Regions from separate parts of the Mus musculus genome. Here all the other regions are linked to region 5. The links are chromatin loops, found by intact Hi-C in ENCODE. Cell type or tissue: left cerebral cortex. All regions are shown on one strand. Links, peaks and the distances in the headings refer to the core of each region. The heading gives the core; the rest is flanking DNA.

What was found. Peaks named below come from ENCODE experiments on the same cell type or tissue, not always from the same donor. Only the 100,000 strongest peaks of a DNase experiment are listed, where the experiment ranks them.
Region 1: it touches region 5 in a loop (2.2-fold over the local background); 2 of 42 quality-filtered maps call a loop at or near these places.
Region 2: a loop joins it to region 5, with 4 times the contacts of the local background. A loop is called at or near these places in 8 of 42 quality-filtered maps.
Region 3: it touches region 5 in a loop (6-fold over the local background); 8 of 42 quality-filtered maps call a loop at or near these places.
Region 4: a loop joins it to region 5, with 6 times the contacts of the local background. A loop is called at or near these places in 27 of 42 quality-filtered maps.

The regions. Positions count from the first base shown.
Region 1 is chr3:146,447,742-146,454,195 of GRCm38, reverse strand. Ctbs (chitobiase) reads right to left here and starts at 3,729. Exons shown (of 7, transcript NM_001293672.1): 1 at 3,566-3,729. The coding sequence starts at 3,694. In left cerebral cortex, for the core only: a CTCF peak has its summit at 3,701; a DNase peak (open chromatin) is centred at 3,739; H3K4me3 peaks cover 1,267 bases; H3K27ac peaks cover 653 bases.
Region 2 is chr3:146,325,104-146,331,557 of GRCm38, reverse strand. No RefSeq gene overlaps it. Among named protein-coding and RNA genes, the nearest start is that of Gm40167, 18 kb to the left of the region's middle. In left cerebral cortex, for the core only: a CTCF peak has its summit at 3,443 (motif pointing left); DNase peaks (open chromatin) are centred at 3,495 and 4,665; H3K4me3 peaks cover 403 bases; H3K27ac peaks cover 196 bases.
Region 3 is chr3:146,517,160-146,523,613 of GRCm38, reverse strand. It overlaps Rpf1 (ribosome production factor 1 homolog), which reads left to right and starts at 2,191. Exons shown (of 9, transcript NM_027371.3): 1 at 2,191-2,445; 2 at 4,171-4,227; 3 at 5,808-5,888. The coding sequence starts at 2,218. In left cerebral cortex, for the core only: CTCF peaks have their summits at 3,173 (motif pointing right) and 4,490; DNase peaks (open chromatin) are centred at 2,155, 2,836, 3,165, 4,436 and 1 more place; H3K4me3 peaks cover 1,970 bases; H3K27ac peaks cover 1,556 bases.
Region 4 is chr3:146,560,611-146,567,064 of GRCm38, reverse strand. No RefSeq gene overlaps it. Among named protein-coding and RNA genes, the nearest start is that of Uox, 33 kb to the left of the region's middle. In left cerebral cortex, for the core only: a CTCF peak has its summit at 2,593 (motif pointing left); DNase peaks (open chromatin) are centred at 2,174 and 2,579; H3K27ac peaks cover 335 bases.
Region 5 is chr3:146,780,502-146,786,955 of GRCm38, reverse strand. All of the region lies in intron 1 of Prkacb (protein kinase, cAMP dependent, catalytic, beta), which reads left to right. Among named protein-coding and RNA genes, the nearest start is that of Prkacb, 29 kb to the left of the region's middle. In left cerebral cortex, for the core only: CTCF peaks have their summits at 3,106 and 4,184; DNase peaks (open chromatin) are centred at 3,118 and 4,243; H3K4me3 peaks cover 311 bases.

The DNA.
Region 1 (6,454 bases), core at 857-5,856, 330 kb after region 5:
GGACCTGGAAGAAGTACTGGCTAGTGTTGAGGCCTGAAGACAGAAAAAAACACAGTGACTATAAATGTTCAGTATGGCAGAAACCTAGAATTTAGAAAAAGCATAAAACACAGACTGTTGAATCTGGGGTAATTCATGAAAGCCAGCCCTGTTGAAAAGTTAGTATCCTGAGGGAAATGGGGAGAACAAAACCATTTTTATTTAATAAAACCACCTATTGTAATGGACTCACATGAAAACCTCACTCGTCTAGCTTAAGGTAGCCACTCAGACTGCAACTCCGTGAACTTCTCTACAGACTGGGTGGCCTTTTGGAGCCACGGAGCTTCATTTAAGGTTTCGTACTTTTACTGTCGATTATATTTTTATAAACACACAAGTGTGACCATTGACATGAGGAGAACCACCAGCTCTACATCTGTATGGTTTATGTGTTCTTTGCCTGAAATACTCCTCACCTAATATTTAGACACAAGTATTTTTTCAAAGGAAAAGGAATGCATCCTAGAAAATTCCCTTGTGCTGAAATGAGGAATGGATTAAAGAGGGACCCACACTGGAACCACCGAAGGGGACGAGTTTGGATGAATGTGGCCAGAACTCATGAGTGAGACCTCAGCAAAGGGTGGAGCACCAGAGCTCACAGAGTTTGCTGATCTTCAAGCTTCTGCCTGTTTCAGATGGAGCCATGGACACTGCTTAAGTTGCTACGTGTGCTTTTGAATGAAGCCGACTTAGAAGAGTAGTCAAGTCCAAGTTTAAAGTAGCTAATGTCCCTCCAGTGTTTCTCCCTCAGAGATGATCCTAGAAGCACAAAAGCTTCACTGGCCATGTTCCTTCTACCTGACGGTATTCATTTATGGAGAGAGCTAACCTTAATGAAAATGTAGGAGAGGTGTTTTGCTAGGCGCTAGAGGCACAGAGGTTAACAAATACCAAGATCCATTAGGAAATGACAGTAGCATCAAGGCCTGGAAGGAAATGTAGGGGCCTTGATTCCACGTCCAAGGAATCTGCTATCTAGGTGGTGAAAGAAACCATCCACGATGGCTTCATGGGAGGGGACCTCTGCATTCTGGAGGATGACAAAAGAAGATAGCCTACAGGCGAGTGGGCATTTGCAGATTAGAACAAAGTTCCTACAACTCAGGTTCCCCACAACTAAAAAGAGTTCTGAGATTCTGGACCTGAAAAGGTAGCTACGACACAGAAATGCTGAAAGAGAAAGGAACAATATAAAATTAACTAGGTGGTATTCTCAAGCAGTATTTGAGGACCACAGAATTGTTCATTTTTCTGGAGTTCCATTAGAGTTTCAAGAAGGGGTGGCACATTATACTGGCACTGAAAATAGAGATGTAGGGGCCCACAGGAGAATGGACCAGTAAGGGCTGTGCAGAGCAACAACCATAATTGTTAAGGCTGTCATTGAATATTCGCATGCCTTTACCTTTCCGAATTAACTATGCGCAGTTCATTTTTTTCTGTCAAGCAACCATTTAATAAAGTTACTACACACAGAATGTGAAACTGGATAGCTCAGTGTTTTAATTCTCATATTTAAGACTCAACTTGTTAAAAACAAAACAAAACCCAACTAGGTAGGGCCTGTGATCTAATAGCAACTACTCTCAATCTTGAGAACACAAAGGGAGGGGTGTCAGATGTCCATGGTGGGGAATGGTATCTTAGTGACTATTAACTGTGATGAAACACTGACCAAAGCAACTTGGGGAGGAAAGGGTTTATTCGGCTTATATTTCCATATCACACTGTTCATCGTCAAAGGAACTCAAACAGGGTGGGAACCTGGAGGCAGGAGCTGATGCAGAGGTCAGGGAAAAAGTCTCCTTACCGCCATGGAACCCAGGACTGCCTGTTCAGGAAAGGCACCACCCATAATAGGCTGGGTCCTCCTCCACCAATCACTAATTCAGGAGATGTCCTATAGGCTAACCTATGGCCAGATTGGATGGGGGCATTTTCTTAATTGATTCCTCCTCCCTGGTGACTCTAGCTTGTGTCAAATTGGCATAAAATTTGCCAGTACAAACGGGTTCATTCTCAAAGCATAGGTCAGTCCCCTGTAATTCTGCCACACAAATATATGTAGTGGGGAAGGAGACTCTTATAATCTACACTCTTCTCATTTCAAGAAGCAAAAGGCTAGTGAGGCCTCATTTACTACGAGTTTATGGATGAGTATAATTTTCTTAGCATGTAATGACAAATTCTCACAAATACTATATCACCCACTAAGTGTTGAGTGCCGCAATAAATCAGATTGTTATAAAACCACTTAATTGAGGGGAGGGGCTTTAGGCTGAAACAGCTGAGCAAGTCCCTTGAGTTCCTAGTTAGCCAATCAGAACCAGTCAGCTAATCTCTAAGCAGGTGTCTTAGGGCTTCTTTGGCTGTGAATTAGCACCATGACTGCAAAACTTATAAAGGAAAACATTTCATTGGAGTTGGCTTACAGTTCCGAGGTTTAATCCTTATCATCATGGCAGCATCCAGGCAGCCGTGATGCTGGCGAGGGAGCTCAGAGTTCTAAGCAGCAGGGCAAAGACTGAGCCACTCTAGACCGAGCTTGAGCATGGGAGACCTCAAAGCCCATCCCCACAGTGACACACTTCCTCCAACAAGGCCACACCTGTTAATGTGTCACTTCCTATGGGACAAGCATGTAAACACATGACTCCATGAGGGCCATTCCCATTCAAACTACCACAGTAGGAAAGATCCACCGGACCAGAAACTAAAAGTAACAGCTATCCATTGCCAAACAGCTAATTCTTTCTCTCCCAAAACTTTAATTTCTGATCTTAATGATCTGAGTGCTACTAGTGACCCTTGCTCAAAGAAACGTTAATGCACCTAAATTTTTCTTTTTAAAAAATGTCCAGTTTCCACAGTAGGCAGTCTACAAAAATACTGTCACTATTTTTCTAAACAATGTATGCAAACACAAGCATTTAAATATCTATGTCTCAAAACCAAATATAAGTTTAAGACCCATCAACTGTTCCTTCTTTGTACAAATTTTTTGAGACTGGACCCCCTGACATCGCTGACCCCCAGGTCCAGCCACTGTCATCAACTTCGGTCACGCGATTTTACCAATGCTTCGTGGTAAGTCCGTAAGCTTTATACGCCATTCTGCTGGGTTAAAGAAAAATGGACTCAAATAGCTGTTTTTGCCGCTTTCCTGGGTGGGTGACTGTCCATAAACGAAAGAACTAATCCGTACCAAGTACAAAGGTTAGCAGAACATCCTGCTTTCGGATGTACTTTTGGAGGTGGACACTTTCCTACTAAATGTGCATTGCCTTGGAAACCGAGAACCGGTTCTCCTACCCTCCCCGCAGGTGGCTGAGCGGTTAGCGGGAGGAGCTGGCCTCGGGAATCTGATGAGGCAGGAGCATTACACAGTCTGCGGCCTGGGAAGTTGCCCAACCTCTGAAGGAAATCTAAAAAGAGGAAGACTCTGGTGGTTAAGGCTACTCAGTGAGCGCACAACTTCTACAGCCTTGAGTATCAGACCGACGGGCAAATGAGTGCTGACCTCGAAGTCGGGACGGTGGCGGATCGGTTGGCAGAGAGCAGCCTCGGAGCACGGGCAGTCCCCGGCCGAGAGCCGTGCCAACAGCGGCAGCAGCAGCAGAGTGAATTCCGGGAGGCCACACAGCGCCATGCCTGGGGTGGAGGCTGCGGGAATGACGCCTCTTGAAGGGCGGGCCCTGATGTCCTATGGGCAGGCGGGGCGGAGTCTCTGCTGAGGGGCGTGGCCTGATGCTAAACGGAGAGCGACCCAGCCTGCTGCTTGGTAGGTGGGCCCTAGAAGGCGGGGCTGATGCTGGACTTTGTGGAGAAGTGGGACTTGCAGCCAATTGACTGGGATCCCACCCCGGCTGCTGGGGGCACTACCTATGAGTAAATGTAAGATGTGACAGGGGTCTTCCTTACACTCCAGTGCTAGGAAGGGCTAGGTAAACAGTCTTGACCCGGGTAACTCGCAGGTAACTCTACCACTTTTATTCTCTCCATCACTCTACATCACTCTACACCATTTCATGATTGTGTGGTCTGAACGTTTTCTGCTCATTCATCTTACAATTGATTTTGAATCTCTTGCTTGGCGTTGCTCCCCGCACCCCACCCCTGCCAATATAGCTCAGCACAGTGCTTGGCTTGTAGTAAATAGTACGTTCACTGTAAAACTCCAAGAGCTCCTGTTTTCTTTTTTTAAACTTCAATCGGTTTGAGACCATTCTTTTCCAAGTCTCTACACAGGGTATTTTTTAAAATGTAAAATGGACGGGTGATATTATTGTCAATTTACCAGATGTTTGGTTAAGTGTGTATTGTGATTTTCCAGCATTAAATAAAGAGAATTTAAAGATAAACTCTGTGCGGTGATTTTGCTTGAGAGATATGACCTCAAGAAAAGCCTTTCCTTTGGCTATGAGAATAGGGAAGGGGGCTCTAACAGGGTCATCAGGTCCTGGGGGTGTGACCTGGATTGCTCTGCTCAGCGTGTACTGAATGCTGGAAGGAGAACGCACTTTGAAGATTTGGGCATTTTCTTTGGGGAATTCTTCTGTTTAAGTAGCAACAGGAATAAAAATTCTCTTTATGGCTATAAAGGAAATTGAATGTCATTAAACTCATAATGACAATTAAAACACCCATTATAGCATATGAGTTTAAATTTATTGTACACTCCCTAAACACCAATAAAAATTTAAATGATGTAAATTCTTTTCCCAGAACCAAAATGTTGTCAAAGCAAGGATCTCTCTGAGCTCTCTCAGAAGAGCGGAAAGCAAAGGATACTCGGGAACAAATTAATATATTTCTAATCCTGGCAGACTGGAAAGGCTGGAAACCAGGTTTGCTTTCTTGTCTTCGTTTCTCTTCCTGTGGCTGTGATTAAGAAGTAACTAAGATAGCTTTTTTTCCTGGCTCACAGTTCAAGGTACAGTCTACTATGGCAAAGAGGTCACGGCAACAGGGTCTTGAAGCAGCCGGTCACAGTCAGAAAACAGGATGCAGGCATGCATGCAGATGTTGAGCTGGCCTTCCTCTTCATAATGCAGTCTTGAAACGACCTCAGAAAATGGTGCAGCCAGAGTGGCAGACAGAGTCTCCCCACCACAATTAACTTGATTGTAGATAGGCATGCCCAACATCAGGCTGACGGTTAACACTATCAGGGTCCCTCCTTTAAAGGCTTGATGAACGTGGTGGTGAAGGACTTTTGCTCGGCTACTTTTCCTCTCAGGCTCTGATCTGGACTGAACCCTCACTGTCCAATCAGAGTAGGAGCCGTGTAAAGCAGGTGTGCTTTTCAGCCTTGTCTTACGGGCAGCGAAGCTGACCCACAGGCGGATGTTCCGAGGATCTGATGATGCTAAGTGTGAAGCAGGGGTTTGGCCTGACCTTGCCTTAATAGGTACTCTTGTTCTTCAGGGGTTTTCCACCTAAAACCTGGTATGTGCCTCAGTGGTAAGGCGTGGAGCTAAGATTTCACCCTGGACAATGTAGCTCCACGTCAGCAACCTTAACATGGATGCCAAGTCGTCTCCACTCTCCATCAGGGCGGGGAAGTCTTCAAGCTGCCCCAGAGCCCGTCCTTATCTGGCCTTTGAGCAAGTAATCTGTCGGCTCCTGTAAAACTGCACAGCATCCCCGGGCCACGGCGCCTCCACTCCACTCGGCAATCTCAATGGGTTGGGCAAGTCTACAGTCTATTTTCCTGACATAGAGGAAACTGTCAGCATTAGGTTGACAGTTTAAGACTCACACAAAGCCTGCAGCACAGGGCATCATCCCCTTCTGGAATCACATGGCCATTCTTACCTGGCATTTAAGAGTAGGTCCTCCGGCCTACCTCACACCCATCTTTCCCTTCCATAAGGAGTAGGTTTCAAAGCCAGGAATTGTAGCACATGTCCTCAGTACCAGCATTCAGGAAGCAGAGGCAAGCAGATTGCTGCTGAGGTCAAGGCCATCCTGGTCCACATAGTTCCAGGCCAGCCAGGGCTACATGGTGAGATCCTGTCTTACAAAAACCAAAAGCCAAAAGGAAATAGGTTTCAGCTGTTGCGTGGCTCTTTCAGAATGTTTACTAACCAACCCAGCATTGTAAAGACTAATAATTGCAGATAGTTTCTTAACCTTGGGCTGGAAATTATCTTCTCATTCCTGGCCTTTGATCTGGGGAACTTTCTGGAAACAGGTCTCTCTGTAAGAGTAAGGTACTCTTCACACATTTGAAAACAGACAGCTAACATTTCTGCCTCCTCTGATTTCTAAATCTTTCCTCTCTAGCTAAACAAATTAACTCACACCCCTAGATCCTGACTCATCATCCACTCTAAGGTCATTGTGACTCTAAGGACAGGGTGTGTGGCACTTACAGACATTCCAGCATGAGCAGGTCTATGCAGCA
Region 2 (6,454 bases), core at 965-5,964, 460 kb after region 5:
CAGGGGGTCACACCTGGTGAGAGCCTGCCTGCTGGGCTGTGTGTGGCTAGGAGGTATCACATGGGCAGAGAGCAACCATAACACAGAGGGCTGGAACTGCCCACTCCTGACACGATGATGGTCCTTCTGTAAAGGCTGTGCCTCTCGGTGAGCCATCTCTCAAAAGTCACTTCCTGCAACACTGCAGCAGTAACAAACCAGTTTCAACCATGAGTAGAGGCGACACGCAAATATAGCAGATATATGCTAAGCTGGTATCTTGAACTGCCCTAAACCGGTATTCTGAACAGCCCACCTCTCTAAGCCAGGAGATGGAATGACTTAGCATTCAGGTTCTAGCTTCTTGTGACATAAAGTATTCCAATGAACACTGAAGGGGGCAATGCAAAGGCTAACATGTCAATACCCAGGGAAAATCAATATTTCCTAAGACTTGAGTTTTACTTCCTACTTTTTCATATTGGTAATCCCGTTGGGTTTTCCCCACCTTGGGTTGGGAAATAAAATGAGGTCGCACTGGCTCTGTATGAGAACATCTTCATGTGAGTCCTCTTTCTGCCAAGGACTGTCCTATTTACCAGTGAGCTTTGCACCGGACACAGAGTGTCATTCCCTACTGCTGGTGGACGGATGGACAGATGTATGGACATGACAGATGAACGCATGAACTAACGCTACAGCATTTACAAAATAACTTCTAATTCACCTTTTTGCCTGGCAACCCCTTTCTTACTCTGCATATCAAAGCGGAAAAGAACAGCAGGCAGATTGGCTTCTATGGGGATCCTAGACCCCTAACCTTAAAATCTTAACCAATGTGAATTTATAGTCTCCTCAGAGAGCTAAAAGTATCAACTGAGTGTCCTCCCAGTCCAGAATGGCTTGAACTGCCTATTGCTTTGACAGGATGCCTAAATACATGGTAAGGCTTTTGTATAATGTGGCTCCCTACCCTACAGAAGATGACGTGTGCATAAGAGATTTTAAGAAAACTGCACAGAAAAGGAGATGGTGCTTTTGTTATTTTACCAAGAAACATGTTCCCCATAACTTGTTTCTGCTAAAGCTTCCCTCAACAAGACAATCCGATTTCTGAATGACCCAGGAAGAGGGGACCTGCGAAGCTTGGGGCAGATTATGCTTTGAGACCAAGCTACTGTTGGCTCGGTTGATGTCACTTGTTCTGTTGTGTGGCCCAATATCCCTCAGCCATAATTAAAACAATGTGTGTGTGTACACTCTTACCTCCAAAGTTTTTTATGCACAAAAATTATATACTTAAAGACAGAGAGCTCTGTTTCTCACCATTTTCTCTATCTCACAGGTTTTCATACTCCTGTGTCCATTCAAGTTTCTATTGGCTGCCAACTCCTGACGTGGAGTGCTGTGTAATGCTTGCATAGTTTGGAGGCAGTGAGACTGGTTCCGGCTTGGGAGTTCTGCGGGGTGATCAGGACCTTTTCTCTCTCTGTCTGCATGTCAGCACGTGGTTTCCATACCTACAGCTGCTTCATGTTTCACATGCATCCACGATAATAGCGGCCATAAAATCTGTCTTCTAGATGGGAAGCAAAGAAAAAAGAGGGAGGGAAAAGGCTACGTCTATATTCTGTTTTTAAAAGCTTTCCTGGAAATTAACCCACCAGGTGTTGATATTCCATTGGCCAGAAGTTAATCATGTGAGAACCACTTGCCAGGGAGACTGGGAAATGTGATCTTTTTGCTCCTTATTAAGGATGTGGACAATATGGGATACTGAACAGGAACAATCACAATGTGCGGGACCTTGCCTTCATTTTACTTATCCAGAGTCACCTACAAGAGTCTTTTAAAATCACAGTATCTGATTTTTGTGGATTTTCCCTTAACTCCTCATTTATTAATTATAATTGAATAAGGAAGAGCTGCTCCTTCCTCCTGGGAACACAATTCTTTATTTATAATGGTATCGATTCTTCTCTGATCCCTTTAACAAGAGAATGGTCTTTGGAAAAGAAGAACCAAGTGCTTCCAGCATTACCTATCTCCCTAAGATGGTTTGAAATAACAATACAGCTAGCTACAAGCTTTAAGAAATGTGGGCATCACCAAGGCCACACAAGCACCCAGTGTCCTCACACAGCTCAAAAGTGGCAGGAAAAGAAAAAGGTCACATCAGGGTAGATCCACTAGTGTAAATTTCTCATTTGTCAAAAATATGAATTCATAGTTGGCAAGAAAAAAGAGCCAGTTGAGCTAGACAAATATGATTTCTGTTGACAGGATATTAGGTAAAATAACTCACACAAACTAACTAAGGTGGCACCCAGTAAATATTTTTAATAGTTTTTGTTGAAAGGGCTATCATCATTCAAGCACTTCTTGGTCTCTGAGACGTGTGGGTGGCTTAGTTGTTTTGTAAGACCTTTTTGAAACATGATAGGGTATATGAAAATTTAAAAGACCGCGTCTTAGTTACTTTTCTACTGCTTAACAACGTGGCCAAGACAGGTTATAGAAGGAAGGTTATACTTGGGCTACAGTACCAGACGGGTAAAGGTCTATGATGGCAGAGGGGCAGAGCCGCGATGGGCGGAGCCGCGATGGGCGGAGCCGTAGCAGGAAGCTGAGAGCTCACTTCTTCAAACTGCAAGCAAGAAGCAGAGAACGCCAACTCAAACTGGCCAAGGCTTTAAGCTCTCAAAGTCCACATTTGCTCTCCAGCAAGGCCGTAACTCCCAAGCTGCCCCTAACAGTACTGCAAACTGGTGTCCAAGTATTCAAATACTGGAGACTTTGGGGGAACATCTCATTCAATCCATCACAATCATAAATATTTTTAAAATAAAAATGATAGTAAGTCCACTTTCTGATGAATGTCTATGGTCTTTGGGTGGGAATTTGATGATGGAGTCGTTCCTCCTCTTTTTGTTTAGAAAGCCTAGACATCAAGGTTTGGGAACCTGGCAAATGGGCTTGGATTCGGGTCTGCTGGCTAGAGTCTCCATCTGCATTTGACCTGCACATTTGCTGGTCAGCCGGGGTAAGGACGTAAGGGGTGGGATCGAGGACATAAGAGGGTTAGAATTATGAGTCCGAAGCCTTTGGGTCATCTCAGAGGTGTCTACCGCGAGACTGGCAACTGCACGTTTAAATTTTAATTTGAAATGCCACGTTCACCTCCTTATTGTATTTTCGCCGAGAATACAAGACGAGCATACCTAAAGAGGGGGAAACGGAGTGGCTTGTTGAACAAGATTGTTCTAGAAGTTGGGATCCTGATTTGTAGTCTTGATCAGAGTGCTAGAGGCTGTTCGCATCAGTTTAGCTCCTTCATTTCCCTGAGATCTTTTCTCACAGAACCTGTCCTGCTCTGAAAACCTGTCTAGGATTTCCCTAAGAGTGCCTTGGGCTGCCTGCAGTATCTTCAGTAGAACTCTTTTGCCACCTAGTGGCCAAATTAAAGATCTTCGCCTTACCGTATCTTCTGCTTCCAGGTCCCTCCTTGATTGCAGCAAAAAGAACAAAGCCATTTTAGACTTTCCTCCGCAAGAATGCGGCAAACTGCCAGAGCTGGGAGGAACAAATGTTTAATTCATGTCCTTGGAAGCTCCGCTGGGTGAACAAACACAGCGCCGCTTCCTAAGGCAGAGGCCTTGGTGCAGTGGGCATGTGGTTACAAAGCGGTTCCTGACGGCGAGAACACCCAGCGAGGTGCCCTGATAAATGTAACCCCAAGGAGATGTGTTTGGGTTACTCCCTGTGAGCTAATCTGTTACACGCTGGTCCTTAATGCTTTCAGCTGCTCCCAGTTAATACTCATTAAGCATGCATGCAGTGCCTGTCCCTCTCTAGACATCTGAAATAGAGAGGGGTGAGAGGGTCCCCTCGGGTCTCCTGCTGATCTGGAGTCATCTTTCACCCAACAGTGGTCCCTATAGGGTTGTTTTTCCAGCAGCCCCATCAGAATAGAAACTCCTCCTAGACTTTATCTGAGCCTCATGGCTTTACCTATCTGAGCAGGGAGTGGGGGGTGGGGGAAGGACGCATGTATTTCATTTCATCTGAGCGGTGGGGGGGGGGGGGGGCGCCGGGAGAGGGAGGGGGCACGGGTTTCACACCTCCCGGTGTTTGTTGAATGTTACCAGAGCTCTGGGAATGACAGCTCATCTCTCGAGTATTATGCAGATCTTGGTGACAGCTGTCCTCTTGAATGGAAACTCTTCAGCAGTGACTGATCTATCTAGCAAGGTCAGTGCACTCTTCCTGATGTCCATTGTACAGGCAAGGAGAAACAAGGTTTACAACTGGCGAGGTGACTCTTCAAGTATCCCAGTGGTGAGTGGTGAATTTATAATAAAACAAAAATGGCGACCGGGCTCCTTGTCCAATCACCCACTGTTTGAGTGAGTCTGGGGATTTGCTTTTACACGTTCGACGAGGGGGACCATTTATTTCTTCATTTATTTATTTATTTATTTATTTATTTATTTATTTATTTATTTATTTATTTATTTATTTATTTATTTTTACCACAAACATTATTGAAAACCATTAATTGCTTGTGATTTAAATAGCAACGTGTGGGTTTCCTCTTCTTCCTTGCCAAGCCAGACAGTGCAGTCAGCAAGTGGAGGAAGCTGTGGGCTGAGACGCAGAAGGACCAGACTCTACTTAAAGTGACCTACACCAGGCTACCAGGCCAGCGAAATCACAACTGTGCAGACACCCTGTTCTTCTAGAGGGGATCCCTGCCCTCCTAGGAAGCACAAGGGGAGAGAATTTGCTTGATCTTAATTTACGTGTATCTGTGAATGTGTGCCACATGGGTTAGAGTGTCAGGGCCTCCCCGACCTACAACTCACATGGCAGGACCCCATGAACAGCCCTGGGATTTTCATTTACTAATCCACAGCTCCTGGACACTATGTCCACCCGGGCAAAGTCTCTCCACTCAAAGTCCCCTGAAAGTCTGTATTTTAAATTAGCTTGTGTGGTACTGGATTCTGTAAAGCCTTTCATAACCCTCAGATTTGGGTAACTTACCCCCATCCCCTCCTCTCCCCTCCCACCTCATTCCTTTAAAATCTTTCTACTCTCAAACTCCTCCCATGCATTCTATTATCCTCTTTCTCCTACAGGTCTCTTCCCCTTCCACCTTTCAAGGCCCATTTTAGTTTCCTGACCCCTAAAGACACTCCAAAGCAAACGCACAGACATACAGCTTTGAAGCTGAATATACATGGGAAAGAAAGCCCTGTGTTGTTTGTCTTTCTGGGCCTGGGTTATTAATACTTTTTTAAAGACAAGAGTCTTCTTACTATGTAGCCGAGGTTGGCCTCAAACTCACAGAAATCCTCCTGCCTTAGCTTTCCAAGTACTGATTGCTATTTTAGGCACGTGCTACCACATTTGGAAACTTTAAAATTAAAAAGTTTCATCTTGTATTTACGTATGTTTTTCCTGAATGTTTATATATATCACAGGCATGCAGTGCCTAGGACTGCAGAAGAAGGCATCTGATCTACTTGGAACTGGATTTATGGAGATGCCAGCTCGGTGCTAGGAATAAATTCTGGGTCCTTTGTAAAAACAGCAATACTCTCTCTTACCTCTTAACCACTGAACAATCTCTAGCTGACTGACTAAAAACAAACCTATCTATATGCCTGTCTGCCTTCCTATCATTTATCTATCTATCTATCTATCTATCTATCTATCTATCTATCTATCTATCTATCTACCTACCTACCTACCGCCTGTTCTTGGTACTGACCTCTCTCTCGTTCCCAGGTGATGTATTGCTTTAAGGTAGTGTGGGAAATCCACTTCATCTCGAGTGCTTTCAAATCACTGAGCATCCATCTTCCAGAGCTCTATACTAAGGCGGTAAGGCCAAGTCTAAGGTTCTACAGCACAGTGACTGATTAGCCATGTCTTCCATAGGCAGGGGTCAGGGAGCACACAGAGCAAGAGCCATGCAGTTGTTAATACTGCCCCATGAGAAAAAAAAAAGTCCAACAAAATAAACTGCTGCTAACGGTAAAAACTCAGAGCAGCTTAAGATGGCAGCAGGAAGCGGAATCCGGGCCTCCTTCCTCCATGTTTAGCCGGCTCCTACCCGACTCTCTCACGTGACTTTTATCCAGGTGACCAAGTCGGTTGCTTAGACGATGCTTTCTGAGAAAGATATGACCAAATGCTTGCCACAGCTGAGCGGTGGAAGCAGGAAGGGAGGAGGGTGCTGGTGCAGTGGGAGGGAGGAGGGGAGGGGAGCACAGCGGAGCACTGAGACCTGCCCTCCCAGAATCACACACAGGGAGCTCACAAATGAACAATGGCGGGCTCAAGGTCTCTGAAGTGGCACAGGCACACGGGCGGGCACAGAGCCTGGCTGTCAAACTCCCTCCACAGATGGATGTTCTGTATTGTAAGGAGCGTGCTACACACTCCCTGGCTGGTAGCCGCACACAGC
Region 3 (6,454 bases), core at 553-5,552, 260 kb after region 5:
ATTTACATTTTTGCTTGTTTTGACAGTTATAACCACATAAAGTTTTCAATAACTTTTAAGAGTATTCTAAGACCCGAGATAATTAGCATAAACTAAATATTATTGTTTATTACCTTACATTTAAAATGTTTGTGTCTCTTGTCTGATCACAATGTATAGGTTAAATCTTAGAGAAAATATATTCTCATTGATGGATTTCCAAGTACTAGGACTACTTGGTAATGGATATATATACATTCTGGGGAATGTTTTAACTACACAATTTTATCAATGTGTACACAGCATAGTGTGTACTTACACAAATATTGGTGGCATATGGTAATCACTCAGCATGGTATTTTGATTTAATCAAGAGATATGATAAAACAGGAGACATATGAGTTGTACAGGTGTAACATGGCACACTGTTTTACAGAAACAAAAATGGAAATGGGAATACAATCTAAAAATTAAAAGTGTAGGAAAGCAAATATTTAAGCCAGCACTATTACATCTGCCAGTTAACATACAAGGTTTGTTGTTGTTGTTGTTGTTTTTAGTGTTGTCAAGGAATGAATAGTATCATAATCGTAATGTTGTAATTTTATATGACTGTCATCATGGTGGATTTACACCAGCATTGCCACAAACATAAATTATGTTCTGCTACAACTTAACAACAGTTACATCACTAACCAATAGGATTGGTTTCAGCTCCGTGGTGACTGGAGACCTGTAGCTGAGATTTCTCACTATGAAGTAACTGCCTACTTAGTGGCTCCAACAACAGACTTGGAAAGTGTCTTGGTTTACGAGTTTTTGTTCTATGACTATAAAAAAGGCTTTAGGAACCTGCTTCTACCTTGGAAAAGGGAATTTTGGGATGCCTGAACCTATGTTTCCAGGCCACTCATATTTGGCTCCAGAATAAACTGTCTCATTTTTCTCTAAGGTGAGAGCTGTGCGAATACTACCTTTGTTCAATTCATTAACATTTCTCACTCCACCCATCTTCCCTTAGTTTCTTCTTAAATAATAATAAATAACTTTTAAGAATTATTTAATGTAGCCGGGCGTGGTGGCGCACGCCTTTAATCCCAGCACTCGGGAGGCAGAGGCAGGCGGATTTCTGAGTCCGAGGCCAGCCTGGTCTACAAAGTGAGTGCCAGGACAGCCAGAGCTACACAGAGAAACCCTGTCTTGAAAAACCAAAAAAAAAAAAAAAAAAAAAAAAAAAAGAATTATTTAATGTATATGAATACATTGTAGCTGTCTTCAGATACACCAGAAGAAAGCATCAGATCCCATTACAGATGGTTGTGAGCCACCATGTGGATGCTGGGAATTAAGCTCAGGATCTCTGGAAGATCAGTCAGTACTCTTAATCACTGAGCCATCTTCCCAGTCCCCTTAAATAATTATTATGAGTATTGTTTTTTATGTGTAAATCAAGGAGACTGTAAATTCAGCTTTATGACAACCACTCACTTAGCATCTACAAAGCCTGAGTCAGGGCCGTAGCGCCTTAAAAATAAAGCAAAATGCCTGATCATTTTCTCCCTCAAAATCCACCAAGAGGACTACATCTTACACAAAACACAGCGTCTTTACAAAACCCTCACAGAATCTATTCAACTTCAAGCCTCTTCTTCTCTCCTAAATTTTCGTCTGACTTCTGGTGTCTGTGGTGTTTGAGTGGTAGACTAGTTTGCTGCTGCTAAGGGGCCTCGCAGCTGGCCGTTTCCATTGTCTGGTAGGCGTTATCAGTTTATCTCAGATGAAAGGATTTTCCTGCATTGCTGCATAAGCATTAAGTCTGAGACCAGTGAGAACGTTGGAAGTGTGATGCTTCTTTGCTCTCTTTTTAATCTTGTTCTGTTTAGAAATTGTTCTATTAGAAATAATGTACAGTCGGGAACGAACTCTGAATTTTGACACTTTCTTTCTTTCTTGGGGGGAGGGGAGTTCGAGACAGGGTTTCTCTGTGTAGCCCTGGCTGTCCTGGATCTCAGGCTGTAGACCAGGCTGGCCTCGAACTCAGAAATCCGCCCGTCTCTGCCTCCCTAGTGCTGGGATTAAAGGCGTGCGCCACCACCAGCGTCCAGCCTTGGCACTTTCTTACATAGCTAATCCATAAAGCAAAGCGCTAGTTCCGGAACTTGGCGGCCCCGGAAGTAAAACCGTATGACCCGGGTCAAAGACAGAGAGCACTTCCGTTTCCGTACAGCCGTAAACAACATGGCGAAGGCCGGCGAGAAAAGTGTTGGTGGCGGCAAGCGAGGCTTGAAGAGGAAAGCTGCCGCTGAAGAGCCTCAAGAGGCTGCGGCCGCGAGCGATGGGACGGCGGAGAGCGGGGTGCAGCCCGCGAAAGCGGCCGCCTTCCCCCCGGGCTTCAGTATCTCGGAGATTAAGAACAAGCAGCGGCGACACTTGATGTTCACGCGGTGGAAACAGCAGCAGCGGAAGGTACGCGCGCGGGGTTGGCGGGGCACGAGCGCAGGGGCGGGGCCGGGAGCGCGCGGGGCTGGGGGGGGGGCGACGTGCGCGCGCGGGGTTGAAGGGGCGGGGCCGGGGGCGCGCGGGGTTGAAGGGGCGGGGCCGGAGGCGCGCCCCCAGCCCCTCGCTTGGCTACGGGGTCCCCAGCGTCAGCCTTTTGCCGGATGAGCTTGGCGTAGGGGAATCCGGCCCTTGCCTGCTCCGTGGGTTGCACTCTCTGGGAAGCCGAGGGATTTGGAACCGACGATCCAGCCTCTGGCCGGAGATGGCAGAGGGTCCGCCCCCTGCCTTTGCGCATCCCGCCTGCCTAGCGTTGGTGGTAAACTCCAGGTCCTAAACGTGGCCCCAGACTCTTTCAAGGAACCATTGGTGAAGTTTCAGCACTGTGAAGTGTCTGTCATAGCTGTGTTTGCTCTCTTCCGCCTTGTGCTCGCACTGAAAACTAGACAGACTTGTAAGTAAGCCTTGCCCAGGATCATGAGGCTCATTTGTGTCTAAATTACAATTTTAAAAATTCCCTATTACAGCATACACAGCAACTAACACATGATTTTATATTTGTGTTCTCTTACTGGAGGACCTTGGCTGGATCTTTTCGTAAGTGCTAGGTCGCTACTGGAGTTCTTTTTATTTATTTATTTATTTTTTAAAGATTTATTTATATGAGTGCACTGTAGCTGTCTTCAGACACACCAGAAGAGGGCATCAGATCCCATTACAGATGTTTGTGAGCCACCATGTGGTTGCTGGGAATGAACTGAGGACTTGTGGAAGAACAGTCAGTTGTGGAGGTTTTTTGGTTTTTGTTTTTTTGTTTTTTTCAAGACAGGGTTTCTCTGTGTAGCCCTGGCTGTCCTGGAACTCACTTTGTAGACCAGACCTCGAACTCAGAAATCTGCCTGCCTTTGCCTCCCAAGTGCTGGGATTAAAGGCGTGCGTCACCACCGCCGGGCTTGATTTGCAATTTTGAGGGAGGAATGTCCTAAAAGCCTTTTTTTTTTGGACTGAAGATCAGTAGGCACTACAGAATGTGTCAGACATTTTGTCTAGATTCAGGAGATTATAGTGTATACTAAGTAACAACTGAACATGTTTGCAACTTCCTATTGACCTTAATAGGTAGTTTTGGTTATAACCTATAAGAATAACTAGTGGTGACCTTATTGGAAATGTCCTGAGAACTCATCTCCCATTTCTGTCTATTTTCAGTGCTTTTCAAGAGAAGTAACCATTATACCCATAATCTTTAGAACGCATCCACTAGGGGAAAATGTACTTGTTCATTCATACGTTTAATTAATTGGAAGTATTATAGTAAAAAATTAAAGTTACTGAAAGTTTAAATGTTCAGACTTAATGTTGATTTGATGGAAGCAAAACAAAGAGCAAGCTCTTTGTCAAATGAATCTTCTTGATTAGCCTGCCCATTTGTAGTTCAATATTTTAGCTATTAAAGAAAAATCGATAAGTCTAGTTGTGAGTGGGAGTATGCACCTGTAATCTAAAACACTAAGGAGTCTGAGGCAGGAGGATGGTCAGTCAGAAGCAAGCCTGGGCTATCTAAGCAGACCTTTAAAAAGTTTCATGTGCTTATTTTAAAAGGTTATAGTAATTTCTCAGAGCTGACTTGTAGTTTCAGTATGAGTTTATGAAATAACTACTGGTTTCTCAATATTGTTTGCTTTTATCTCAAAGGAAAAGTTGGCAGCTAAGAAAAAACTTAAAAAGGAGAGAGAGGCTCTTGGCGATAAGGTAAGTAAGGTTTATAGCCTTGTATTTTGTCTTATGAAGTATTTCCTGATACTGTGTTGGTTTCTTCTAAGACATTTCAGATGTATAAAAATAATGTACTAAATCCCTTTGTACTCTGTACCCAACTTAGCAAATAGTGGTGACAACTCGTCCCCTATTCTCAGTAGCTCGCTCAGATGGAGTTGCTGGACTTCCCTGAGCTGTGCCTTCCTAGGTGCTTTGTGTGCAGGTGGTAAGCGCGGTGTGCTCAGGAGGCAGGGAAAGCTCTCCCTGCTGTTGGAACTGGGAACTCCCACTTTAGGCTTGGGGTTTAACTCTTGTGACTTGAAGCTAAAAGAACTACTAAATATTCCTGCATTGTTACAAGACGAAAGTTTTCGTTTTTTAAAATTTTTACAAATATGCTTAATTCATAATTTAGCGTGTAAGATTTTTAAAGCCTATGGTTCTCCTCCCCTTTACCACCTATAAATACCAAGTGAGAATAGGATTTCTGAGAAAGATAAACATATTCAGGCTGTGTACAGACTAAGCATACTACTTTTCATGCACTGTCCAAATAGGATCAGTTTAAAACATCTAAAGTCATCAATATTAGATTATTTTGACCTTCAGCATTCTAATACATCATATAATCTTATCATCGGATTGCAGCAAATTCATGTGCAGGCCGGCCTTTAACACATCGCTGGCCCTGGGTTGGGGTGTATGTAGGCTTTCAGCTGGTATATACCACACCCTGCCTAACTGAACACAAAAAGTCAGATTTTGGACTGAAAGATGACTTCCTGGAATTATCTTTAAAGATTACATAAGAGTCAGCAAGAGAACTCGGTAAGGTAAAGGCACTTGCTGCCAAGCTTGGCCAGCTGAGTGTAATTCTAGAGCCCACTGGGTGGAAGGAGAGAACCAACTTCCACAACTGCACACCTTACACACATCCACATCGCCCATCCTGAGTAGCACCTCAGTTCACCGTTCCTTCAGGTCACTGTGTGGCATCTGTGTGTTCTCCTAGTTCTGCTGTACTCCTTGCAAGTATGTTGATACCATAAACTCGGCGGCATGATAATTCTGCATTATCTGGTCATGTGGTATGCAGGGTGTTATCTTGATGTTTGTTTCCATTACAAATGGCCACCACATAGACAATTTATTTCTTTCCATAAATTAACCCCAAACAGAATTACTGGGTCGCTGGATAGACTTGCCACGTTTCTGAGGAGATCGCGGGAAGTACAGAAACAGTCACCTGGATTTGCAACTAACTAAACTTTTTTTATTTCCATTCTGCTGACTCCCTTTACTGTTAGATATTATTTTAGACAGGGATAATTTTTGTGATTCCTGTCTTAGTTTTAAGTCACTTCATTCTGTATTTACCACGTATGTCTTCTCAGATTGTTAAGGGGTAGTGTCATTGCCCCCACTCTATTCCTAGGATTTAGTAACAGTGGTTGTGGATGGAAATAAGGACAGGTTGTTCTGAGGTTATTTGAAGAATGTCTTGTTTCCCCACAGGAATGTGAAGTTGTTAATATAAACTGCTTCTAACACTCGGTGTTTCCCCTCTTACTTAGGCTCCACCAAAGCCTGTTCCCAAGACCATTGACAACCAGCGCGTTTACGACGAGACCACAGTAGACCCCAATGATGAAGAGGTAATGTCAGAAACCAAATGTGAATGATCACCCTTGGTGTGTTGCTGTTTGACGTCGTGGTGGTCGCAAGATGTAGATATCTCTTCTCCCCTTCCTCATTGTCTCTTTCCCTGTCTCTGTCGTTAGGATTTGTCTAGAACATCTGATAATGCACGCAGTGCACCAGATGATGCAGTCTGGGGACCTGCATACATTACTTCACTTAGGTCTTCTTAAATATTAAAAATATGGTTTAGTAAATTTTGTATCTTCTCCATAGTGGTTTTACGTAAGTCTTCTTGGAGCTGCTCCTGCTGCCCTGCTTCAGTTTCCCTCTGGCACATGCGTCTCTGAAGATGGCTTTGTTTGCTAGTTTGTAAACATAACGCTTTGTTTGCTAGTTTGTAAACATAACGTTGATTCGAGGGTAGTGGTCCTCTAACCATAGCTTGCCTAACCTGGCTTCTTGTAGTTTATCTAAATATTAGCTTCATTTTACATTTTAGATAATTATTTCTCCAAAGACAGATTTATTTCTTGCTTTATTTTTTCTTTTGTTCTGACTGGAACTTCTGCTGTAATGTTGA
Region 4 (6,454 bases), core at 706-5,705, 220 kb after region 5:
GATCCTCTGGAACTGAAGTTTGTTACAGTTGGTTGTGAGCTGTGTGGGCGCTGAGAACTGGATCCAGGGCCTCTACAAAAACATCAAGTACCCTTAACTGATGAGGCCACAAAACTGTGTGTTTGTTATATGTCGTGTGTATGTGTTATGTCATATATGTGTTTGTATGTGTATGTGTATATGTGTGGTGTGTGTGGCATGTATGTATGTGTGGGATGTGTGTGTGGGATGTATGTATTATGTGTATGTGTGTATGTATGTGTGTAATGTTTGCCTCCCTCCTCTCTCCTATCACCATCTTCCAAGTTTTCCTTTCTTCCATCTGAACTCGAGCTGTTTTGCTCAGTGTTCTGCCCTGACTCTCATCTTACTAGAGATACTGTCGGCAATCAATCTAATCCACTATCGATTGCTCCGATGGCCACCATATTTGTACTTCTGATGTAGTTCTCACTCACGTGAGACTTTGTACAAGACTGTGTACAAGGACACACAGGGATGTGTGTAGCATCTTGTCTGGAGGGAAAACCCAATACATCCAACAATGTAACTTTGGGGACATGAGGACTTTTCATTTTCTTCCTTCCTCCATCTTCACAATCACCTCTAGCCCTCAATTCTGCCTCCTCTTTGCTGTTTCACATGTGGAGCTACCGTGACCAGGAAGGTAAAGTGCTCCGTGTCCTGAAGTATTTACAGTGCTGAGAGTCTTGCTCTACACTGAGCACTTCGTACTTAGGAGATCATGTCATGACAAGATGGAAGTCAGGGAGCAGACTCTTCTCTGCTGTGAGTGGATAAAGGCTGAGAAGGGCAAGGGGTTGCCTCAGTGCTCATGACTGGCAAGGAGGGAGCCAGGATTCCATTGCTGAGCCCCGGTCTCCAGGATTTTCAATGAATGCCAGTTTGGGTCTAGTCTGAAAACAGGTTTCCTGAAACAGGTAAACTAAGCATAAGCCTTCTGCAGGGATTTTCCAAAGATCATATGGAAGTAGAAATAGGCCAGGGAGCTTGATGGAGACTGTTTTAGTGCCTCTGATCTGAAGGGCAACAGTTTGTGAGATGGAAGGTTATGTAGGATTAATTAGTGATGTATCTCTGACAACAGGAATGCGTAACGGTCGAGCCACAGGGGAATTTGCTGCTTGACCTCACTAGCGCCTTGTGAATCTCTGCATTAACAGGCAAGATCTAATCCCACTCCGTGCCCTTTAAATCCATCGTTGCTGTGTTGCTGTTGATGCTCTTGTTGTTGATGATGTTGTTGTTCATGATGATGACAATGACACTGTTGCTGTCAATTTCAAATTAACACACCCCTACTATCTTTTAGAAAAACAAAACAAATTACTATGGAAAAAAGTCAGCCATTTCAGGGCTTTGGTGAAGAAGATGTAGGGTTTCTTAGTGCTAAACTAGATTTCCTTTTCTCTTAAAATGTTCATACAATATTTTCACAGTGGGGTGAGGGGAAGATTCCTGACAGGGTATCCAATCACACACATTATTGAATAAGAATGGCTGTATATTAAAAGATTTACTGGAGGCATAATTTCTAATTCTTTCTTGATGAAAACGTGCTTGTGAAATAAACGGCATAAATTTCTCTGAATCAAATAAGAATTCTAGGAAGTAAAGAATTTTTTTTAATCTTTAATATTTCTGCCTGTGAGCTATTATTGTTCTCTGTAAGAGAGTGGAGCAATTATTCTGAAAGTATAATCCTTTGAAAAAGAATTCTCTTCATTTTGGTGCCTCTGTATTATTGGTTTGGGTCTACATATATGCATATATGTTTGCTAAGTAGATATAAACAAATGTACATAGCTGTGCATGAACACATGGTACACATATGCACTGCCAACATGCCCAGATATTAATGAGCCAAGCTAGGTCTCTTGTATGAACTGCTATGTAGAAATATACTGGCTTGATTTTCAAATCCATTGCATCTCTTCCTCTTTATAAAAATACGGAATGCATAAAGTATTATACAGAGTATAATGTTTTCTTCAAAATCAAAGTAGCATCCAGGTAAGAGAGGGCCCCTTTTCTCCCGTTCTCAATCCGCTGCTACCCACGGCCTTCTAGACAGGATCCTTCCAGCCGCCTCTGAGAACATCATGTTCCCATTTCTGTCTCCTTGAATCAATTCACTCAAACAAAAGGTCGTCACAGACAGCAACCCAGTCTGGCTGATTTGACCATTTTAACGAAAATCAGAGTCTTTGTTTCTATGTCAGGAGATGCTGACCTGTGCCACAGCCCCAGCCCCCATTACAGCTTTTAACACCCTCACAGCCTTCCATCCCACCACCCAAGCCACCCCCTGCCACCCCCAATCAGAAAGAGACTGGACAGAACAGAGAAACAACAAAAAGACAACCAAGGATCCCGTCCTATGGCAACACGCCTCAATTATACTGGCAAAAATAGCTATTTTAAAAAATAGCAACCACGAGGGAGAAAATGTATTGATTTTTTTTTCATTATTTTTTCCTCCTGTTGCTAGGATGTAGTCATTATTAAAGAAGACTTGTTGCCTAGGTGAAAAAAATCTTCCCAGAGTAAAGGAACAGTGCGCCCCCTGCTGACCAGAAACGTACGCTGTTGGATTTGATTTCCGGGGCATATTCATTGTTTTTCTTGGTTTTGTTTTGCCTCCTCCAGCCCCAAGTTTAAAACAAAACAGATGAGGTTAGACACTTTGATCAGACAGCTTCGAATTTCACCTGCAAAGTTATATTCCAAGGATTTCAGAAACACACATAAAAGAATCTAGAGAGGTCCCTCCCCAGCCCCCCCCAGCCCCCCTCCCCCATTCCATAGACATGAAGGAAATCTGTCAAGGCCCAGGTCTTCTGCTGCCTGTGACTCTTCATCTCTAGTTTTTTAACTTGTGTTGAGCCTGGCACTTACGGTGGCTCTGACCTACTGATTTTAGTTATTTGGCCATCAGAACTTGTGGGAAAACCCAAGACAAGAAAGTACTTGTATTGCTAACAGGTAACTTTTGATGATCACTTAATACTCATAATAAAAGAGAGAGAATTCCATAGAAATGTTGGTTTCTTTCTCCCTGGGAATAATTGACTTCTAACATTAAAACCAAGGAAGGGCAGAAGTGGGCCCATCACAGTTTAGATGTACACGTAAGCCCACACGACTACACTCTGCCCATGAAGCTATTGTCTAACAGAGCCTGACTCCGTAGCCAGGCTGAAGAATTATCAATATATTAATCTGTCCATCCAAGGTAAAATCATGGCATGGGTTTAATCAGCTAAAGAGAGGGTGTGGGAAATGAAAATGGCTGAGCTAGATGGACATTTGGGGTACCCCGCCAACGCTGTTTGACAGTATGTTAATGGGAACTGAGTCAGAGCACCCAAAGACTCATGAGGGCAGCTAGGAGAGATTATCAGAAGACAATAAAATTTCACAAGAACAGTGGGCAATGTCAAAGGCAAAGGGAAGGTCATGAAAGATGAGCCCTAATGACCTCAAGAGAGTCTGGTTAGAAATCCAACTTTAGTGTGAGCTTAAATGATAAACAAGAATGTAATGGCAGAAAGTAAAATAATAATAACAATAATGATAACGATGTAAAACTATCATAGTGATGTGAAGAAAACAACCAGACAGCACACAGGGAGAAGGCACAGGAGCTAAGCTTCCTAAGATTAACAGACGGGAGACTGAAGGTTAATAAGGAAGAGCAGCTGTCCCCAGTCCCTGTTGAGCAGAGGAAGAGGTTCGGGCGTTCAAATTTCAGCACCACCAATATTCACCACCATGGCCAAGGAAGGCATAGCTGCTGTGGGTGTAATGGATGTCAACACTGCTCTATAAGAGGTGCTGAAGACCGCCCTTATCCACAATGGCCTAGCACAAGGCATATGCAAAACTGCCAAAGCCTTAGACAAGCACCACGCCCATCTCTGTGCATTTGCATCCAAATGTGATGAGCCCGTGTATGTCAAGTTGGTGGGGGCACTTTGTGCCGAGCACCATATTGTCAAGGTTGGTAACAACAAGAAACCAGGAGAATGGGTAGGCCTCTGTAAAAATCCATCGAGAAGGGGAGCCACAGAAAGTGGTTGGTTGCAGTTGTGCAATGGTTAAGGACAATGGCAAAGAAGCCCAGGCCTAGTGTGTCATCGGGCAGTACTTCAAATGCAAGGAATGAGCCAATGAACAGGGAGGGAAGACCTGATTGGTCTGTCCGAGTTCAAGAGAATGTGAAGAGAAAGCAACAGCGATGATCAAGCATGCAGGCCGAGTCTTGGAAAAGAGGAAGCATGCATTTTCTTCTGGGACCCCTGGCAGCTAGGAAAGAAACATGAGAGATTTTGAATGGGGCTGGTGAGTTAGGGATGACGGTGCTGGGAAGAAAGCACAGAGCCTGGCTATATCTCCACGCCAGAGCAGCGCTTCAGAAGACAAAGAAAGGAAAACTGTCAAAACAATGATGAAGGCCTTGACGAAGGGTTTTAGTTCGGTGTCAGAGACCTGGACTGATGTGAGCAAGGCCCTGCATTGGAAGCATAGCACAGAGAGAGACAGAGAGAGAGAGAGAGAGAGAGAGAGAGAGAGAGAGAGAGAGAGAGGAAGAAGGAGGAGGAGGAGAAGGAGGAGGGGGAGGGAGGAGGGAGAGACAGAGACAGAGAGAAAGCAAGCTTATCTAGACAGTGTTGAGGGATAGGTATGGAGGTGGTTCTGATGCTAAGGTCCTGTTCCCCAATTGGTTCTTGCTCTGTTAGTAAAGAAGCGATGGGCCAATTGCTGGAAGGGATAAGGGGGACTTCTGAGTCTCTGTAGGCAAGCGGAGAGACATAAAGGACTTCCAGGTCCCTGGAAGCAAGGGACAAATGCAAGGGAAGAGAGGAGAGATGAGTTGGCCATGCTTCTGATGGAGATAAGTTGACCAGCCATGTGAGATCTAGAAACATACAGGCCATTCCTATAGCAGGTGGTCAGGGGCATTTAGCAGGGACTAGATGTAACTTAGCAACTAAAGTTTAGGGCAGGTGGGAGGTGCAGAGATAAGAATATTCATAAGGGCATGCTTTTTCTAAGAGGGAGATAGTAGCGCCCAATAATTGGATCAAAAGGCAAGTTAAAATTGAACAGCTGTGTATCTGTGTCTTATCGGTGGATTCAAGGGAAGCTGGGTGGGGGATGGTAACACAGCCCGGTCCTGGAGCTTAGATGGGGTAACAAAGCTACACACAACAGATAGGTTGTAAGGCTGGAAACAGGGAACTGAGGTGAGCTCTGAGATCATACATACAAGCAACAGTAGACCAAGCAGGTTGTGTTTACATACTTAGGACTGCATGTATATAACAACTAAAGACAAAGAAGCTATGAACTTGAGAGAGAGAGAGAGAGAGAGAGAGAGAGAGAGAGAGAGAAGGTACAGAAGAAAGGCTAGAGAGAGGGAAGGGAAGGGAGCGATGTGATTATAATTTCAACAAAAAGAAATATTTTAAAAACAGACATGGTTGAGTGGCTTCCTTCGGCTGCAACAGATCAACAAAAGGGGCTAAAAGTCAGAAACAAGAAGTGGGGTGGATTCTGCTATAGCTGGGAATAGCCGAGGGAAGGGAAGAGGAAACTGTTCTTCTGTTAAGAAGGCAGCAGAGGATGAGGCAGGTAGTGAAGCTGGTGTGGAGAGGAGGGGTTGGCGTGGGCTGACACAGAAGATATCGAAGAAGTCACGGGGTGAAAAGCACGAGTGTAACCCGCCCGGCGTTTTTATGCTCGCTCTTGTTCCTGAGTAATGATACAGAGGTTTATATTTATGAGTAAATACCTAGGCCTTAAGCTAGGCTTGCTCCCCTATGAGCCCTGAGCTTATATTAACCCATTTATTCTATGCTATATGTGCCACGTGGCTGGTTAGTTACCAGTCCTCGGTTTCATACATCCAACTTCCTCCAAGTCTGGGTGGGGAATTTGCCATACCTGACTCTTTTCCAGAGTTGTCTTTCTGCCCGAAAGTCCCACTTTACTGTCCTGCCTTTTGCAATAGGCCATAGGCTTTTTATTAGCCAATCAGAAGATGCCTTAGGCGGGCGAAGGAAGGACAGAGACACATCTTCACACGGTATACAAAAATATCACTCCAACACACAAGTCAGTGGGAGAGTTAGCTGGGAGAAGGTGGTCAAGGTTGGAAGCAAAGGGGGGGGGGTCTAGAAGGGCTTTGAGAATTCATGATCTGGGAAAAGAGCCTTACCAGGTGTAGATTGTGCTGGAAATAATGATCTCTGGACAGAGTGTGAACCTAGAGCCTGGCGTCCAAGCCTTCATAGAATGAAGAAAGATGGCTGGGTTCTAAGATGAGGTTCAAACGACTACAAGATGGGAGACCAGCATAGACTCAAAGCTTTCACCCTCCAGTAGCTCTCTGTGGAAGCAAATGGTAAGTGGTTCCTCATTTAGTTCC
Region 5 (6,454 bases), core at 1,017-6,016:
GCTAAATCCCGAATTTGAGGAGATGAAGAGATTAAGGGAGTGCTGATCTCAGGGTAAGACTGTTTGGAGTTGAACAGGAAATAGTTTGGACTTTTAATCTGGAACGAACTACAATCCAGAAATGGAGAGCACACTTGTGATCCGGCTCTTGGAGCTAGAAGACACAGACTTTTGATCTGGATCTTGAGGAACAGTGGCCCAGGCATGGTGGTGCACACTTTTAATCCCAGAAGTCAAAGTAAATCAGATCTCTGAGTTCAAGGCCTTCCTGAGACAGAGAAAGTCTTAGGTGAAGAAAAGCTTAAATTCAGGCCTTTAATCCCAGCATTCCAGAGACACAGCCATGTAGATTTCTGAGTTAAGGTTAATCTACAGATCAAGTTCCAAGACAGCCAACTTTAGGCATTGAGGGAGTTAGAAAATCGAAAGCTGATAATAGAATAAGGGAGGGGTGGGCATGTTCCAGATTCAGCGGCTTTGGCTATGGGGCTTGGGCTTTAGAGTCAAGAATTGAAGGGACTACTGGGACAATTGCTGCTGGTTAGCTGGAGCTAAGAAATTAGCAGTGATTAAGAAGAGACCAAATCACTGAGGTGAAATATTCTGGTAAATTTTTTTCTGATAGCACAAAGAAGCTGTGTTCCAGAGATACCCAAGGTTGTACCTTGTGCTGCAGCAGGACTTAGTAATGTACCCAGGTGGTACTGGGTTTGAATGTATGAAGGGGTTATGGATAGCAACTGAGGCTTGGCACTGAGAGGCCATGGAAGGCCATTATGAAGGTGCAGCCTTAGTTGCAGTTAATAGCCAAGGCCTGAAGTGGTCATGCAAAGAACATGAGGTTTGCCACCATGAAGAGAGAGTCTATGAGAGGCTATTGGTGAAGCTTAGTTGCAGCGGAAGACCCCAGCAGATTGGAGATGCCAGTACCATGGGATGACCACCAAGAACAACAGAAGCAGTGAAGTCAACCAGAGCCTAGAGTACTACAGAGAGCAGAGCTGGAGATGTGACCCCAAGCCTTTTGGAGGATCATGTGTGGATCCTAGACACTGGAACAAGAAGCTGTGAAGTTCAAGTTGACTTAGAGACCCCAAGATGTTCAAGATGCCAGAGCCATGGGCTATCTGCTGAGGAAAGCTGCTAACAGGGAGTGGAACCAGCTCACAAGAAAGAAGTTTGTTGCAGTCAACAAAGATGAAAAAGGAGTTGGAGATCTGCAGACCATTTTGCCATCAGACTTGGAGATGTAGAGTTTGGAGTTTGCCTAGTGGATTTCCTGTCTTGCCTTGGGGATTACAGTTAAGTGATTGGATGAATCTCAGAAGAAACTTTGGACTTTTAACATTTTTCAGACTCCTGTAGTTTATGGGAACTTTGGAAGTTGGACTAAATGTATTTTTTTATTATACTTTGGCTAGGTATAACCCCCCAGACTCATGTGTTTGAAGAAGCCAATGGGGACTAAGGAGTGGAATCAGACTTTATGAGTATGCTTGGTCCAGGGGGTGGCACTATTAGAAGGTGTGACCTTCTTGGAGTAGGTGTGTAACTGTGGGTGTGGGCTTTAAGACCCTCATCCTATCTCCCTGGAAGACAGTCTTTTCCTGTTCCTTTAGAATAAGATATAGAATTGTTAGCTCCTCCTACACTGTGCCTGCCTGGATACTGCCATGTTTCCCTCCTTGATGATAATGGACTGAACCTCTGAACCTGTAAGCCAGCCCTTATAAGAATTTCCTTGGTCATAGTGTCTGTTCACAGCAGTAAAACCACACACACACACACACACACACACACACACACACACACACACACACACACAGAGTGCAGAAAGGTAATGGAATGGGAGTTAGAAGATTTACACTGTAAGATTTTAAGTTGACTGGCAATTCTGAAGCTTCCAAGTCAGTATGGTATGTGAAGGGACTTGGCACAAGTTGATAAAATAAAAGACTAAGACCCAGGAGTAGATACATATATTCAGCCACCTGAATTTTAATAGGTGCAAATGAAGTTTAATTGTAAATGGATATGTATATTGTTATAAATCTACCCAATGGAATCCTTACTAAAAATATGAGCTATTCAGACTGTGTAGGTAAATGCCAGTCACTGTGCTATGCTACATGAATTTCACTTGCTGTGTAAATCTATATTTACATAACAAGGTCATGGCTGTGTCATTTTTCCTCCACGTGAAAGCATTACATACTAAATATGATCCCATGTCTTCCTTAATCTTCAGACTTCTGTACATAATTTTGCTAGGCCCCGGTGTGTTTGCAAACATAGATACAGATATGAAACTGAAAGGCTTCAAGATCTGTATCAAGATACAGATACAGATATAAAACTGAAAGTCTTAAAGGTCTGTATCAAGGTCCGACCATCTGAAGGAAAGCATACACTGGCAGAGTCTCAGACACTTGGCAATAGGTCCAACAGCCCATCTTGCCCACCACCACTTTCACCTCCCTCCCCAGCCAAAACTGAAACTGACTTGAAAGGTCCTTCTGGAGAGTCAGCTCATGCAGCCTAAGGGCTTTTTCCTCTTCTTGAAGTAGGCGTGGTCAGATGAGCATGGTGCCATAGTCCTGCTGTCCCAGTGCTCAAGGACTCTGAGACAAGGGATCTCAAACTCCAGGCCAGCCTTAGCAACATAACAAAGTCCTGTCTCAAAATACAGTGTTTGAAATATCTGAAAATAAATCTTGTCGGTGTAGTTTGTGTTTCGAATGTTTGAGACCCCTGGTTGAGTTCCCAAATAGCATTGAGGTGGGTGGTGGGAATCACATAATATCAGTGTTGTTATTCACTTGTAAAGACTATAGGAGCCTTAACATCACAAATGCAGATCTCACATGTGGTAAAGTATTTAGCAAATATATTGCTGATATTTGCTATTTCTGTGTGCAAGCCTGTATACCGTGTGTGTGTGTGTGTGTGTGTGTGTGTGTGTGTGTGCGTGTGCGTGTGCGTGTGCGTGTGTGTGTGTTCCATCTCTTGGCATTCACAGCACGTTTACCTTCAGAAACTGCTATTGTTTCTTGTAATTCCAGTTTAGCTGGAGCTGCAGTTGTTTCTGTCAGGCAGTAGATGCCAGCAGAGTTCTTTTAAACTAAAAAGCAAGTCTCTGGCACCACCATAGCAACAGCTTCCTGTCACACTACTACAGACAGATATTTTAAAAATTAAATATTCTATGTTTTGCAAGGTCTTTTGAACAAAAGGAACCAGTTTTATAACCAACAACAAAAAACTATCAAACATAGCATTTTCAAGATACTCAGTTTAAGTTTACCTTTTTGATATAATAATTTTAAATCTTATGTATTTTAGTTAAATGAATCCCTGTGTTGTTGTTTGAATGTGGGACTTTATTTAAGCAATATCAAACAAAGGTCTGGCTAGATGTCTGTTAAAAGGCATAATAGCTGACATACTATGTTTAGTTAGGTTTGGCAAGGAACCACCATGGGAGTCTTATCTGGGGAGGCCCATGCAGCAGAGATGAATGCAGGAGCGTTTTCAGAAATCTACCTTTGCACTTAATGAACAGAAAAGAATGAAATCAAACTTTGACTGTAGAAAACCTTGAAAGGTCCAATAATATCACTTCTATTTTTTTTTTTTTTTAAGAATTATTTATTTATTATATGTAAGTACATTGTAGCTGTCTTCAGACACTCCAGAAGAGGGAATCAGATCTCGTTACAGATGGTTGTGAGCCACCATGTGGTTGCTGGGATTTGAACTCTGGACCTTCGGAAGAGCAGTCGGGTGCTCTTACCCACTGAGCCATCTCACCAGCCCATCACTTCTATTATTAACTATAAATTACTTAATGCTTACTAGTGTATTTACAATTAGAGTCCTGTTATTAACAATAATGTTTTCTAGTATATGGTGATTTTAGTTAGACTTTTGGAGTGCTAAAAGTTATGCTTATATTCTTTATTAATCTTATAGTATATAATAATATGCATATATGTAATCATGTGCTCATGAATTCAAATAATACAACAGGAGCACAAGCTGATAGACAGCCAGTATTAGTGTGACGTGACAAGGGTCGTGGAAGCAGGACAGCTTCTTTCCTCGTTATGTAGCAGTTATGTAGCAGTGCTCTGCTGACAGCGCCACCACTCTGTGCTCAGCATGACAGGGAGCAGAACTCTCTCAGGAGAGCCAGTCAAGGGAACTGAATGCTTTCATCTGTTTTTTGCCTACTGGTCACTGTGTGCCAGACACATTTAGACACTGCAGGCTCCTAGTCTTTCTGTCTTGTAAGATATCTCCACGTGTTAATAGATCACTGATTACACACAGTTGACGATTTTAAAAGCAGCACATTTTAAGGTTGAATGGTTGGTCCTGTAGGTCCTGCTGTATGCTTGTCTACCCTGGTGGTATTACTCCAGAGAGTCACTGCAGGGTTTCAATGGCAGAGCTTTCTGCTCAGGGTCTCCCTGGCAGGCCTGCCTGTGACCTGCCTGGTACTGCTTATTTTATTTAACATTATTGTTTTTATTTATTGCATTAAAATACTTAACAGGAAATAGGAATTCAGATATGTTTCAGAAGGACAAAGACTTTTTAAACGTCTTTCCCTTTCTTTTCCCTCTTTTCCTTTATTTGAACTTCCAAAGAGAAAACCATCAATTTCTGACACGCATGATGTAGACAGGCAAATACTCAAAATCCTTAAATGCTACCTTTATCATGCAAACTGGACATGACTTTTTTTTTTATTGTATGTGATGTTTCTAAGAGATCCTTAAATTAGACTAAAGAAGCAGCGGCCTTCTGTGTTAGGGCTTTGACAGTCATTAGCCAAGCAACAGGGATTCTTTTCTCAGTTAAAATTTCTTGGTATGGCTAATAGCCTATAAAATTATAATAGATGGTTACTATATGATTTCATAATTCCAATCTGATTTCTTTTCCTCAAGCTTTCCAAATGTTAGAATGTTTTCAGATGTTATTTATAGACAGGCACATATCTATAAATAAATTAATTAGGCAGTATTGGTATGCTGTTTCTATAATTTTCATATGTATTAGCCTTGAGTCAGTGAGTTAGCAACTTTGATTCTTTTGAAATTATGAAATTAGCTCAGATTTTTTCTTAGTTATGACATGCTATCCATTGATACCTTTTCATACTAATGTTAATGAAAAGTTAACTACTTATAAAGATTCATACAGTCTGTCAGCTGACATCCTGTAAACTAATTCTAGCGTGTTACTATTTGGCCTCTGGTTATTTGCATGGGGTTGTAATACATGTTTAACTAGTTTTCCACATTGTCAAAAATACTTTTTCTCCTTCTCTGTATATGAACCTTTATAGTTACTGTGTTCATTCTCCTGCATATTAGTATCAGAACACTCAAACCTAGAACCTTTAGCAGATATTGCAAGTTTTAAAGTATGCATGTCTAGCAGAGATGAGGCTCGCTAATGTGCTGTTTTATATTAACAGGAAACAGCCACAGTAGTGGTTTGCAAACCCTGCTGACAGGAAGTTTAGCACATGCATAGCTCTTAGCGTCTTGGTAGGAAGTTGAGCTCCTTCTGAAAACACTTGCAGTTACTTTAAAGTGTAAATGCACGCGAATGGCAGCTCACAAAGAACTGTCCAGTGGCCAGCACAGTGGCACGCCCACCGCCCTCCAGAAGCTGGAGGGGTTCGCTAGCCGCCTGTTTCACAGGCACTCCAGAGGCACCGCACAAGAGCACAGGGCAGCTCTGGAAGATGACGGCCTTCGGGCCTCTGAGCACACTGCCTCATGGGACAAATCAAGTAAGTGGTTTGGTTTTGTTTTTAAACTGATACAGTGTAATTAGCAGCTAAAGTACTTGGAGTTTCAGGATCAAATGCAAAGAATCCAGTTTTGTCTTTTTTTGATTTGCATAAGGATTTTTTTCAGGATGGTGAGAAAGTTCATAAAAAATTAAGTTGAGCTGTTTTGTTCTTTTTTTAAATTTTATAAGTACCTAGGACAAATATCAATAACAAAATATCAGTGTTATTCTTATTTAATTCTATTCTATGTCACATGGTTTTTGTTCTACAGCATAAACAATGATCTGCTTACTTTTACATTTCTTTTATTTATAACTAATCTTATGTTTCAGAAGTGAAAAGAAACATTTATGTATATTGTATCAGGCTTGTCATCTTATTTAATGCATATGTAAAAGTCACTCGGAGTCTTACAGAAAAGGCCTTCTAATAAAAGCACATTATTCTATGTAAAATTTTATATATTTGTCACATGATGAACATCAAAATCTTACATCCTTGTATTTTATATCATGTATAAAATAGATTAAACAAATTGTGTAATATATTACATATCTTTAGGACCTGTTAAAATGTTCAGACTTAGACTGTTGTGTTAAAATGGTTTGGCATCTCTGATGGCAAGAAGATTAAAGGCTGAGT